Linked DNA regions of Homo sapiens: region 2 is linked to region 1. Evidence: read pairs that join two places in POLR2A ChIA-PET (ENCODE). Cell type or tissue: PC-3. All regions are shown on one strand. Each heading gives the region's core, and the rest is flanking DNA. Links, peaks and the distances in the headings are about the cores only.

The links. Peaks named below come from ENCODE experiments on the same cell type or tissue, not always from the same donor. Only the 100,000 strongest peaks of a DNase experiment are listed, where the experiment ranks them.
Region 2: POLR2A ChIA-PET joins it to region 1 with 5 read pairs; 1 of 35 experiments calls an interaction of 5 or more read pairs at or near these places.

Annotation. Positions count from the first base shown.
Region 1 is chr3:175,336,378-175,342,842 of GRCh38, reverse strand. All of the region lies in intron 5 of NAALADL2 (N-acetylated alpha-linked acidic dipeptidase like 2), which reads right to left. Among named protein-coding and RNA genes, the nearest start is that of MIR4789, 30 kb to the left of the region's middle. In PC-3, for the core only: no CTCF peak of the experiment used is centred there; a DNase peak (open chromatin) is centred at 3,952; H3K4me3 peaks cover 425 bases; H3K27ac peaks cover 1,218 bases.
Region 2 is chr3:174,904,365-174,910,829 of GRCh38, reverse strand. The region is part of intron 1 of NAALADL2 (N-acetylated alpha-linked acidic dipeptidase like 2); the gene reads right to left. Among named protein-coding and RNA genes, the nearest start is that of NAALADL2, 48 kb to the right of the region's middle. In PC-3, for the core only: no CTCF peak of the experiment used is centred there; no DNase peak of the experiment used is centred there; H3K27ac peaks cover 267 bases.

The DNA.
Region 1 (6,465 bases), core at 1,560-5,559:
TCAAACATTGGACATGATGAAAAGCTGTATCTGAGGACAATACCAGTTGTGAAGTTTTGATTAGGCAGCAAAACAGAAACAAAGAAACATAAAAGGAAGTTGGAAGGTAGTAATAAAAATAATGGAAAGCATTTTTCTTTTGATTTATTGCTATTTTTTAGTCATTGCCATAATTTAAGAAAGTCAGAGTCACTATTACAGTTTGTTTGAACATCTACATTAGAAAATTAACTATAAAATATCCAGAGCACCTCCGGAGACTTGATTCACTTTGTATAAATGTAGCTCTGTATTATTTGAGATAGTGATACACACACACACACACACACACACACACGCAATATTTGGCAAATGCCAGGAGGGAGTAATCAGCTTAACACTGAAACAACAAGGATTGTCATCAACTTTAATAATGCTCACTACCTATCGGTTAAAATGCTGCCTAAGGATCAGATGCTTTGTGGTCTGACTCAGCTTATTATTTTATCCTTATCTCACATAACTCCCCATCCTACTTTCCACCCACAAGTAATCACAAAGTACCTGCTCCTTTTATCTCAGTGCTTGTGATTGTGTAGCTTCTTATCTGAAACCTATCACATGTATAGACTTCATATATATTTTTTTCTGACACTTCTTTTTAAAAGCATTTCATCAAAGACTTTTAAAACAGTAGATGCTTCATATGCAAATGTAAGAGACCAAGAATTATCAAAACAAGAACAAAGTTGTAGAACTCATTCTTAGCAATTTTAAAACTTACTACAAAATTATAGTAACCTAGACAGTGTATTACTGGTATAAGGACAGACATATAGATCAATATGAATAGAAATAATACATAAATTAACCCATACATCTATGCTTAATTGGCATAATTTTCAACAAAATGCCAAGAGAGTCAATGGGAAAAGAATAATCTTTCAACAAACAGTACTGAGACAACTTGCTATCCACATGCAAAAGAATAAAGTTGGACTCCTACATCATACCATATACAAAAATTAATTCAAAATGACCTAAATGTGAGAGCTAAAACTACAAAACTCTTAGAAGGAAACATAGGTGTAAATGTCTATGATGTTGGCATAGGCAACAAAATAAAAATCACAATGGGTCATACTGGGATTATTATAATTTTAAAAAATAACAAACCACAACAGAAAAATAACAAGTGACAGAAAGGATATAGAAAACTTGGACATCTCATATATATTGCTGGTGGGAATTTTAAACAGTGCATCCTCTATAGAAAACAGTTTGTCAGTTCTTCAAACAACTAAATACAAAGTTACCACATGACCCAGCAATTCTACTCTTAGGTACATGCCCAAGAGAATCAGAAGCATAATATGTTCACACAAAAACGTATATGTGAATATTTGTAATAAGATTATTTGTAACAGCCAAAAAGTGAAAAAAGACCAAATGTCCATCAGCTGATAAATGGATAAACAATACGTGGTGTATCAACACAATGGGATAGTATTCAGCCATGCAAAGAAATAAAGTACTGATACCTGCTACAACATGAATGAATCTTAAAAGTATTATGCTACATAAAATATGTTAGTCATGAAAAACCACACATTGTATGATTCCATTTATAGAAAACATCCAGAGTATGGGAATTTATAGAAAGCAGTGATTAGTAGTTGCCAGGGGCTGGAGGGAGGAGAGAATGGGGAACAACTGCTAATGCGTACAGAGTTTCTTTTGGGAGTGATGAAAATAGGTTGAATTAGTGATGATTTTTGCAGAACTCTGTGAATACGCTACAAAAAACAGTATTTAAAATGGTGAATTTTATGGTATGTGAATCATATCTCATTAAAAAAAAAAACCTTAGTTGAAGTCACACTTTCTTGGAAATGGATTTTCTAGGCTAAGGAAGATGTCCACCTCAGCCGAATCTCATTCCTGTAACATCTTATTCTTCTATTCTGAACTCACTGTTAACACTATGTATCTCTGTCCTTCTGGATCTTTGGCTTCTCCAATAGAGGGACTCTTTGTTTTGTCTCCTTGTGCTTCTCTTATGGTCATTTGAGAAATGCTTATTGATCAAACAAAGGAAGTCATTCTTAAGGAGCAGATACACATCATGAGGAAAGAAAGAAGCCATGATCATGTTAATTGCATCTGTATCCTTACCAAATAATTGATGATGAGCATCTTAACTGTGGCAGGGGCTTGCTTTCATAACTCTAGGGCCAGTTGAAGAAGCCATGCTGCCACAAAGCTACTCCCAACACTCCCTGCTGAGAACTGCCTTCTCTTTGTAGAACTGAGAAGGGGACAAGGAGCTGTCCAACTTGATCTAGGTCCCATAGACATTCCTCTAGTAGAGAAGTGTCAGGAGGTACCAGTGGGCATTATCCCAGCAATCGAGGGCTCCTATCCCATCTGTCAGCTGTAAATAGAGTGCAAATTTAGAGATATCATACATCTCACTTATCTCTGTCCTTGTTTTCCATCCTGATATGAATCATCTGGTCATCCTGGGCACTAAAAAGTATGATCTAGGAAAAGACAGCCATATTTCACCAATATCCCATTATATTCAGATGTGATTTTATAGCCATCCTAATTATATCATAGTTATCGAACATTTATAAATTTGTAGCATTCCTTATACTTAACAAGAGAAAATTTGTAACATTTCTTCTATGACTTATACAACCTGCTAAGTGAAAATATAAATTTTTGAGCTAAATTTACCAAAATGGTTCCTATCCTGTTTAGTTCTTGGCTCAGGGAAGAGAAAATAAACTGATTAGAGAGTTAGTAGTAACAGTGAATATCATATGCCACACCCATGAAACTCTCAAAATCCTAAAAATAATTATCAATGTAACTAAATTACAGACTTTTAAATAATGATGTGTTGAGGTTATATCTCTTTTAGAAAATGGTACAACTCTTTCCTGAAATATCATCTCAGTGTGCAGATTTTAACACATTTCCTTATTAGTTTTGAGCCTTTTTACACAAGAGAAATTCATCCCCAGAATTATATTTTACTTCTTTTATCTCTGAACATAGTGTCTATCCAGATAGGTAATGGATAAGGTCTGAAAGGGGTATATCAAAAGATATTTTGTCTAGGGTATCCATGAGTCCTCTGAAATTATAGGCAATTTTAAAAGTATGTTACATGTAGTTTTCTGGGAAGAGGGCACATTTCTCAAAGCCGTCAGCACTTTATGTAATGAACACCACTTATATTCTGTGCCCATTCTCATATTCATTCTTTTGCTCAGGACTAGTATGTCCTCATTATCAAGCTAGATGCACAAAGAATTAAAGACAAATATAAGACATCATTCATGAACTCAGGTATTTCATTGTGGAATTAAAGAGATGAGACTTGTATTTCTTTATTTTTATACAGAACAGATTGTATTTATAACCTCTAAGATCCCTTCCAGTGATAGAAATCTCAAATTGTGAATCATTATTGGCACACAGCAGTGGAGTTAAAAAGAGAGGAAAAACAAACAACGTAGGACCTTTGAAACTTTTCACATGGCACTCAGCCGATGGAACCTAACAATTCCAAGCTAGAAGATACCTAAAGCAGGATCCTCCTGTCCAACCTACTTATTTCACACAGGCTCTCTATCTTTCGATTAGTGATTCTAGACAATGTTTGATGTGACTGTCACTATTTGCAATATTAAATCCAAGATTTAACTTTATCCTCCTCAAGTCTGCTGAAGAATGGCTTTGAACTGCGTGCCAGCACAGTGTGCCTGCCGCAGTTGTTCCCCACTCCTTCAGGGTTCTGCTGTATTGCCAGAGGCTGCACTGGAGGCTTTGTTTCAGTGACGCTTTCAAACTCCTCCTGCCCTGTTTCTAATTGCTGCTCTTCAACTCTGTACAACACCAATGCTGTTACTTTGCTGCCTTCCCTCCCTTCTGTGCAGCATTGCTAGTCCTGCAGCTCAAGTGATGAGTCACTCACTTTCTTGAACTCGCCTCCTTCTTCACCTCACTTGACTTGAGAGGTGCCCAAGAGGCTCAGCCCCAGCCAAAGGATAGTACCAATCCTAACTTTATTTCAGGGAAACTCAAGGAACTCTTGCACTCCTGCTCACACTTTAGTGGGTGGTTTTGCCAGAGTTCCTAAACTCTTCACATCAGTTCTGGAACTCAGTTCCTGGTGTTTTGTTTGTTTGTGTGTGTGTGTGTGTGTGTGTGTGTGTGTGTGTGTGTGTTTGTGGTGTTTTTTTTTTTTTTTTTTTTGGTTTTTGTATTTTTATAATTCTCTGCTGCTCCTAAATTGACAACCTTCCTGGTGCCTCTGTTGCTATAAAACTGGGGTCCTGATAAATGTTTAATAATTTCCTCACAGGGACGGGGACCTACGCAGAACCAATGGCAAAGTTGTCCCCAACTCCTATCTCCTTATTCTCATGCAAATCTTGGCCTTTTTATACCGCCCTGCAGCATCTTAATATAGACCCATTGTCTTCAGTAGGCTTTTAAAAAAAGGTTTGGGATCACTCACAAAAGAGGTAACAATTTAAAATCGAATATGAACCATCACAATGCTTAAAATGGATCAGATTCTTCCCATCGCATGGATTTTCATTTAGGCCATATCCTCTCTTAGGGTCAGCTAAACACCAGCGATTTCACTCCCAGCTCTCTCTTTTTAAAATAAATCTCTTCCTCCTGTACCTTCACTCTCAGATTCCCACGACTTCCTAAAGCATGACAATTTAGTCTTCCATACCAGAACCACACTCCTGACATAGCTTGGTGTATCTAAAAACTCATTAATTGCTTTACTAGTGTAAAAGCTGTGAAAGTTCAGTTTGTTCTGTGAAGGAGAAGAACAGAACTGAATTATTAGGCAGGGTTTCCATACACCACTCTCATCGTAGTTTGCTAGGCTCTTACTCGTTATACTAACTTGTCCAAATGAATATCAAAGCATTAACCAAAACAGGTTACTTACACCTAATCAGGAACAGAGACTAGTGAAACATCTAATAGTTGCTACAGTCAGCATTTCTTTGTTTTTCTTCTAGAAGATGGTGAAAATAGGAGCATGCTGAAAAATTGTAAATCTTTCTTCTGTACTTTATATGATAAAGTCAAAGAAGCTGTTTGTTTGTTTGTTTTTGTATTAGTTTGCTAGGGTTGCCATAACAGAACAATACTGAGTGAGATGCTTAAAACAATAGAAATTTATGTCTTCAAAATTCTGGAGGCTATAAGTTCAAGATGAAGGTATTGGCAGGGGTGGTTTCTTTCTGGGGCTCTCTCCTGGCCTTGTAGATAACCATATTTTGTTCGTGCTTCACATGGCCCCCCCAAGTCTGTCTGTATCCTAATCTCTTTTTATTAGAACACCAGTCATGGTTGATTGGGAAATGCCCCAATGCCTTCATTTCAACTTCATTGGCTTTTAAAAGACTATCTCCAAATACAATCCTATTCTGAGGGGCTAGAGTTTACTGAACATATTAATTTTGAAAAGATAACTCAGCCAAGAACACCTCTTGACTGAATATCACATGGATTCCATGGTCAAATATATCAAGAAATCTTAGTCTGACTCTAAATAGGACCACCATACCACCTAGACCTAATACCACCTTACCACCTAATACACAGACCAACCAAGACTCTTTTGAGAGTAAAAGGGGTTGCTATCAGTAATTACATAAGACAATATGTAATTGTCTTATGTAATTCCAATTACATAAGAATTGTAATTCCAATTTCTTGGAATATTGAAATGACAGAGACTTTCAAAGAGATACCATGGTAACAACTTAAGTGTGTTTGTGGAGCAGGTGAAAAATTTCAATGAGATGTATTCTAGAAATAATTGCCTAAAGCACATTATCTTTTCAGCCTATTGCTTGAAAATGTGCGTATCTGTATTATCATAAAAACTGTCACTTTATCATTTTTTTCCAAGATAAAATTGCATTTTCTATTCTGTCACTGAAATGGAAAAATCACCCAAGGGACTGGTTAGAGAAGGCTGTTTAAGAGGTTTGTTCAAATTTGTGTTTAAAAAACACAGACTTTTGAACATGGTTAGCAATGAACTGGAACAGATCATGCTGAGGAAAAGATTAGTTGGGATACACTGATTTTCCAGACTCTAGACTATACCAAAAATTCAATTATAAATCTAATTACAACTTCAATTGTTAAACAATCAACCAGATTATTTTTTGTTGCTGGCTGTTTTGTTTCCTGCTGACTCATAAGCAGGTGCACCTGCAGGTGTATACTTTGCCATCACCATGTGATCTAATCAGCCCTGCCCTTTCCTACTTTCTGTATTACTTTTTACACATCTTAAGCTACAAAATCTGCAAAAGCTGAGGTACAAACCATACATTTCTATGTTGGGGCATAAAACTGGAGAAGGATTCGTAGCAGGAAGGCCAGATATTTCATGCCAGCAATCCCACAGTAGGTTTGACTGTGTAGTAG
Region 2 (6,465 bases), core at 1,604-5,603, 430 kb after region 1:
ATTAATTTGGGGCCCATATTTCAGATGTCACATTTTAAAGATGAAGAAACAAGGGAAGAGGAGGGTCAAGTCACATGTCACAGGTGAAGTGGCCATCAATTAACAAACTTGATATTGTTGAAGTGTTGAATATGACTAATATGGTGTGTACTGAGGCCCCTCACTCCCCACTGCTCGTCCCACTATTCCACAGAGCGTCATCCTGCCTGGACTGCAGGACTGGATATTAACTCCTACCTGCATATGTAAAATTAACTCCTACCTTTCCTGCTATTTTAAAACCAAATAAATTACCTCACCATTCACTAAATAAAACTCACTATTTTCTTATGTTTACTGCTTATTCCTCAGTTCCCACCCCCAAAGTCAAGGAGTACTATTCTCTTTTCCTTAGCTAACTCATCAGACCCACATTTAATAAACTGGAAAATTTTTTATTAAATAATGTTGAGTGGAAAAAAGGATAACAAATTTCTATGTAAAAAGTGATGCAGTTATTTTAAAATATATAGTTATACACACACACAAAGACTTTAAGTTAGCATGCCAAAATATTAGTAATTTTTGAAAAATCTGGATTGTTAATTTATGGGTAATGTTTACTTTACTCTTCACACTTTTTTGTTTCTAACCTTCTGACGATCTCTATGTGATATATATATATGTATATAAACTATTAAAATAAAGTTATTCTTAAAGCCAATCTCTAAAAAATCAACTACATTCTGATTAAAATCTCTGATGAACACAATTTAGATAAAATTATATTTTATTTGTGCTACAGTATTGCAGAAAGCATTGCAAATACAATACATTGCATATGTGATTCTTTATAATCTCTATTTGAATTATATGACACTTGAAGGCAGAAAATGTATATTTTAAAAAATATCTTCTAATACTTAACTTGTGTAGTTAAATATATTAACCAAATGTTACAAATGTTACAATTGTGCATTTCTTGCCTGGGAATCCTAAAGGAAATCGAAATAATAAAAACAGCTGACAATTATGACATTCATACTATGTGCTAGGTTCTGTTACAGATAGTTTTACAGCTTCTATCTCATTTAATCCTCAGAATAGTCCTTTTAGAGTTCGTTTTATACATGAAGAAACTCAAAAGTAGGAAGAGATCAAATTATCTAAAGTGCCATAGCTAGAACGTGACAGAGCCAGTATTTGAAACCAAGTAGGTAACCCCACAGTCTGTGCACTAACCCACCACACAATCCATATTTTGAATGTTTCAACAATATTAGAAATCTTGGAGTAGGGATAATGATATAAAGCAGGGATTTGTTAATACAGATTGTTTATCATGATTTCCTCATTACTAGTATCTACCTCAAAGGACTATTTTAACAGTTAAATATATGATCATGAGTTTGCACAAGTGTCTGGTGTGTATAGAGTGCTCTATAATTGTTTTTTGAGATGGAATTTTGCTCTTGTTGCCCAGGCTGGAGTGCAATGGCACTGTCTTGGCTCATGGCGACCTCTGTCTCCCGGGATTCAAGCAATTCTCCTGTCTCAGCCTTCCAAGTAGCTGGGATTACAGGCACCCGTCACCATGCCAGGATAATTTTTGTATTTTTAGTAGAGACGGTATATCACCATGTTGGCCAGGCTGGTCTTGAACTCCTGACCTCAGGTGAGGTGATCCGCCTGCCTGGGTCTCCCAAACTCCTGGGATTACAGGTGTGAGCCACCGTGCCTAGCCTATAAATTTAGCTAATACTGTTACATGCATATTTTAGCTACTGTGAATTCAGTTAAGATGAAATAGCTACACAACTAAGGAGATCTTTTTTTTTTTTTCTGAGTATGATAAACTAAGGACATGCCTTAAGTCTAAGAAAATCTGTTTACTGCAGGCTTTTCTGCACAAATTTTCCTTTATCATCAAGGTTGCTATAGCCATCCCTCTTTCGGATTCCTTTTCTTCTTTAAAATTAGAGGCTTTGCTTTACACTGTTATTTTTAAATGGCTGGATACCTGCCATAGATCTAATAATTGGTTGTAAAAATCCAGACAAACATCAATTTTTAATTCTTAATTTTTAATCTTGTTTGAAACAAACATGTAAACTAAAATAAAAACTTAATAAAGCCAGGTTCAAATCTTGCCTGTTTTAGTATATAAGTCAAATTTTTATTAAATTAACTTCAGATCCTATTAATTATGAAAGCAAGAGGTTATATTTCTAATGAATACTAAGATCTTATTAGAAATTCCTTCTCCATCACTTTGTTTTTCTCTTCATTAGATATACCCGCACAAATGACCTAAAATTCAACCCACTTTGAAAATAAATTTTCAAGGCTTAGTGAAAAAAGCCTAATTTCTGTAGCCACTGGCCTGTTTCTAGAGCCATCGTTGACTGATGGCTTATAAAGCCTTTTTATACAGCACTGACATTTTAAAGATACTGGCCAGTCTGAACTTTCCATCTGGCGTGCTTGATTTCCTTTGTCCCACTTTCCCATAGTGACTTATTCTGTCCTTGAGCTCTAAAACTACTTTGATTTAATTTAGGCCTGGGGGTGTGAAGACATGGTGAAATTTATTTAAACAAGAGACGATAGTAATGCCTCCAACAGTGCATAGTAATAGGAAAGCAAATAACTGACTTCCTGGCATTTATTTGTGTAATAACTTCACCACCAAGTGCAACCAGAGAGGTATTCCAGAACTTTCCATGCAATTACATAAAACTAGCAAGAGCTAGTCAGCACTTGTAAAATCAAGTGGGAGATAAAGGAAATTATTTTATCTCAGGCCAAAAAAAAAAAAAAAAAAAAAAACCAACTTCTCTCTTTCGAAAAGAGATAATTGATATAAATAAGAAATATGTTACTTAATGCTGGAAAGCAACTGATACTTTCTAAAGTACACATTATGTTGTTAAATCTTCATTCATAATAACACTGACATGAAATAGTTAATTCTGAGTCTTGCACCTAGTCAACTATTAAAGACCTGGCTCTTTAGGCAGGGAACTTTAGTGCCTCTGTCTTAATCTTCATTTTGTTTGTTCACTTAGAAATGAGCCAAACTCCCATCTATACACAATAGATCCACAATACAATCTGAATTATGTTACTAATGAACACCACCAATGTTTTGCTTTTGAACATTGGTAGTACAACAACTTTGTGATGTCATCATAGAAAAGGAAGACACTAGGGACTCGATAAAATGTTATTTAGTAGTAAGAAATAGTCACAGATAAGTTTACCTTTTAGGGACGTGGTTTTTCTCTAATCTCAATGTTTTTTGTAACATTCCTCTATAGTATACAGAGCCATGAGAAATTTGATAGCAGTTTTGAAATATTAGTACAAATGAACTATCCCATTTTGGAATTTATACATGAAAATGTTCAAGACCTGGGCTACATATCACCCATCTCTCAAAACACTTCTTAGCATCTTCAACCACCCAGTAAATTTATGATCAAGGAATCAAATGAGCACTGGAAAAGAGTCATCAGATCTCAGTTCAAGCAACAGCTCCATCTTGGGTAATTTGCTGTATCTTTTTTTTCTTCTTCTTTTTTTAGATCTAAGATTACTCATCCATAAAACAAAAGGGCTGATCTCCAGAATATTTAAGATACATTCCAGTGCTAGTATTCTGTGATGCAATGATTTTGATCTAAGTACTAGAAAGGTAATTCTGCTGAGAAAGAGTTTGATTAATTATCAGATCAAATATAAATGAGTTTGCAGTTTCAATTTGGATTAAATGACAAAGATGGTCTAGGGGAGGCCTGATTTACTAGGCACAAAGAGTTATGAGTTATCTGTGAAATTTTTTACTATTAATAACCATCTGATTTTTAAAAAGGATTTGAAGTAATTTAATATAAAACTCACCTGTGATAAATAAAATTATATAAGAAGAAAGATTAGTGATCACATAAGAAAAATTTTGATATGAGAATCTGAGGTGAGGTGATTAATGAAGCTCTTGGTTTCTGTATTGTTATCTATTGCTACATAACAAATTATTCTAAAACTTTACAACTTAAAACATCAAACAAGTTATTTCACATTTTCTGTTGGTTAGAAATTGGGGGTTGGTATAGCTGGGAGCTTCTGGATCAAGGTTTCTCATGAAGTTGCAGTTGGGGAATTGTTGGAAGCTGTGGTCTTATATGAAGCATGACTGAGTTTGATTCTGCTTCTAAGCCCACTCACATGCTTGTTGGCAAGATTCAGTTCTTTGCAGGCTATTGGAAACAGCATCTCAGTTCCTCACTAGCTGCTAACCAGAGGCTTTCTTCAAATCCTTGCCATGTAGGCCTATCCAGAGGGTACTTTACAACATACACTTGACTTCCCTTGGAACAAGTGAGAGAGATCACCCATGATGAAAGTCACAGTCTTTTCAAAACTTAATCTCAGAAGTGACATTCAATCAATCATTCTGTATTCTATTAGTCAGAGGCAAGTAGTAATCCAACTGATACTCAAGGCAGGGGTATTCCAAAGGGTATGTAACCAAGAAGCAGGGATATTAGAGGTTGCCTACCACAGTTCCATACTGTCGAAGCAAAAAGAGATGAAGATGCTGATTGCATGTTTCTTCTTACATTAAAAAGATTCATTATTTCAAGAAACCTTCTTGTTTCTTTTATAGTTCTAAAAGAATGTTTGATATGAATTGGCATGTAAAGATCATTGAGAAATATAATGTACAATGTCCTGAACAGTTTGTTTTGTACAATATACAGAAATGCACTTCATGGTTATATTGTAGTATTAAACTGTGAATGAGGTTAATGCTGATTTCTAGGTATTCAATATGATAAAGAATCGAGAAAAAAATGAAGAATTAATGTATCAGTGTTTTTCAAAACTTTAGCATGCTTAACATTACCTGTGTGTAAACAAAGATTAATATCCAGGTGCAACTCAGTTGTACTAAATCAAATCTTGAGTGATGGGCATAGATTTCTTACTTTATAATAAAACCCCAGATAATTTTGATGTCTCAGATCCAGAAAACACATTTCCTTAGATGGCCTCTCTCAGAAGTCGGTTGCCCCTTCTACATCAGATACCACAATAGAGATTTATCCTGTCTGTCTCAGGTATATTAATCAACTTCTTATACTCTCCCACAAAACAGTGTCAGTAAAATAAAAGATTAGAATGTGGCAGACTGAGATAAAATGTTTTGCTTTGTTAAATGGAAGAAATAAAAGAATGAAGCAAGAATTACAGAATTACATATTTGAGTTACATGTTTTTATTTTTAAAGTTTTACTTGCCCTAATGCTTATAGTTTCCTGTGTCTTATGAAAAAGACTTATCCACAAATACAGTTTAATGCATGCTGCCATTTTACCAAACTGATGCCAATTTAACTTTACGAATATGCTACTGAAAATACATGAATTGTGAAACTTATGATCAACTTTATAAAATTCTTAATTGTAACTATTTTAGAGGCGGGGATAGCCAGAAAAGTGACATCCCTCAACAAATTCTATTCCAAATTAAGCAATATATGATTGATTGCTTGTGCTGCAGCTCAGAACAATGAGCATTTAAATACTAAGTTAAATGATACAACACACGCATAATCATTGAATAGGTTTCGATCTTGTCAGCTATATATTAATAAATCATTAGAATGTGAAAAAATTAGATAGCTTTATGGTAAAGCCAGAATTAAATACAATGTAGCAAATTTGAAATACTGATCATTACGATTTATATTTTTAAATATATAAAAATTTTACCAGTGGACTACTTCTAAACTCTGTCATTCTAGAATAAGAAAACTGCTATAGAATTACTAATTATGTGACAGCTTTAAAAATAACAATACAGCAATCCCATAAGAAAGATCAAAAAAGTTTTAATGCTATGTTTATGACTTACACTGAATTTAGATTATTTAATACTGAAACTACCTCTATCCCACATAATGCAGAAAAAAAATGCTTAATAATTTAAAAGAAATTCACCAAATACACATGAAAACATACCGAGCATCAAAATTGGTGATGTAACTATTTCACAAGTTGAGTGAATTATTGCCTCAAGCTATAAAGAGTATGAGAACAACAAAATAAAATTAATGGTAGCTCCAGCTGTTAACATAAACAGAAGTAGGATGCTCTTTCATTTGTAAAAGGATATGAAACTTATGTTTTCTGGTCTCTAGCAGGGAAAGCATGCAAAATTTTCTCCCACTTAAGTATTTACAATCTATTACTTTTACTATTATTTGATTGTTAGTATGTTCTTGATGTTTTGGGCATTAGTAGACTTTCTGTGCAATTAGCAAAACAATTTAGAATTGCTAGTAATGTATAGGAACTTTTGATTACACAGGAAATGTGTTGATTTTGGTGTTTACTTGCTTCATAGACTATGCCAAATCGTAGAATGCCAAACTTTCAAGGCACTTTCCATCTGATAAATAAAGGTGATTTAACTACTTCA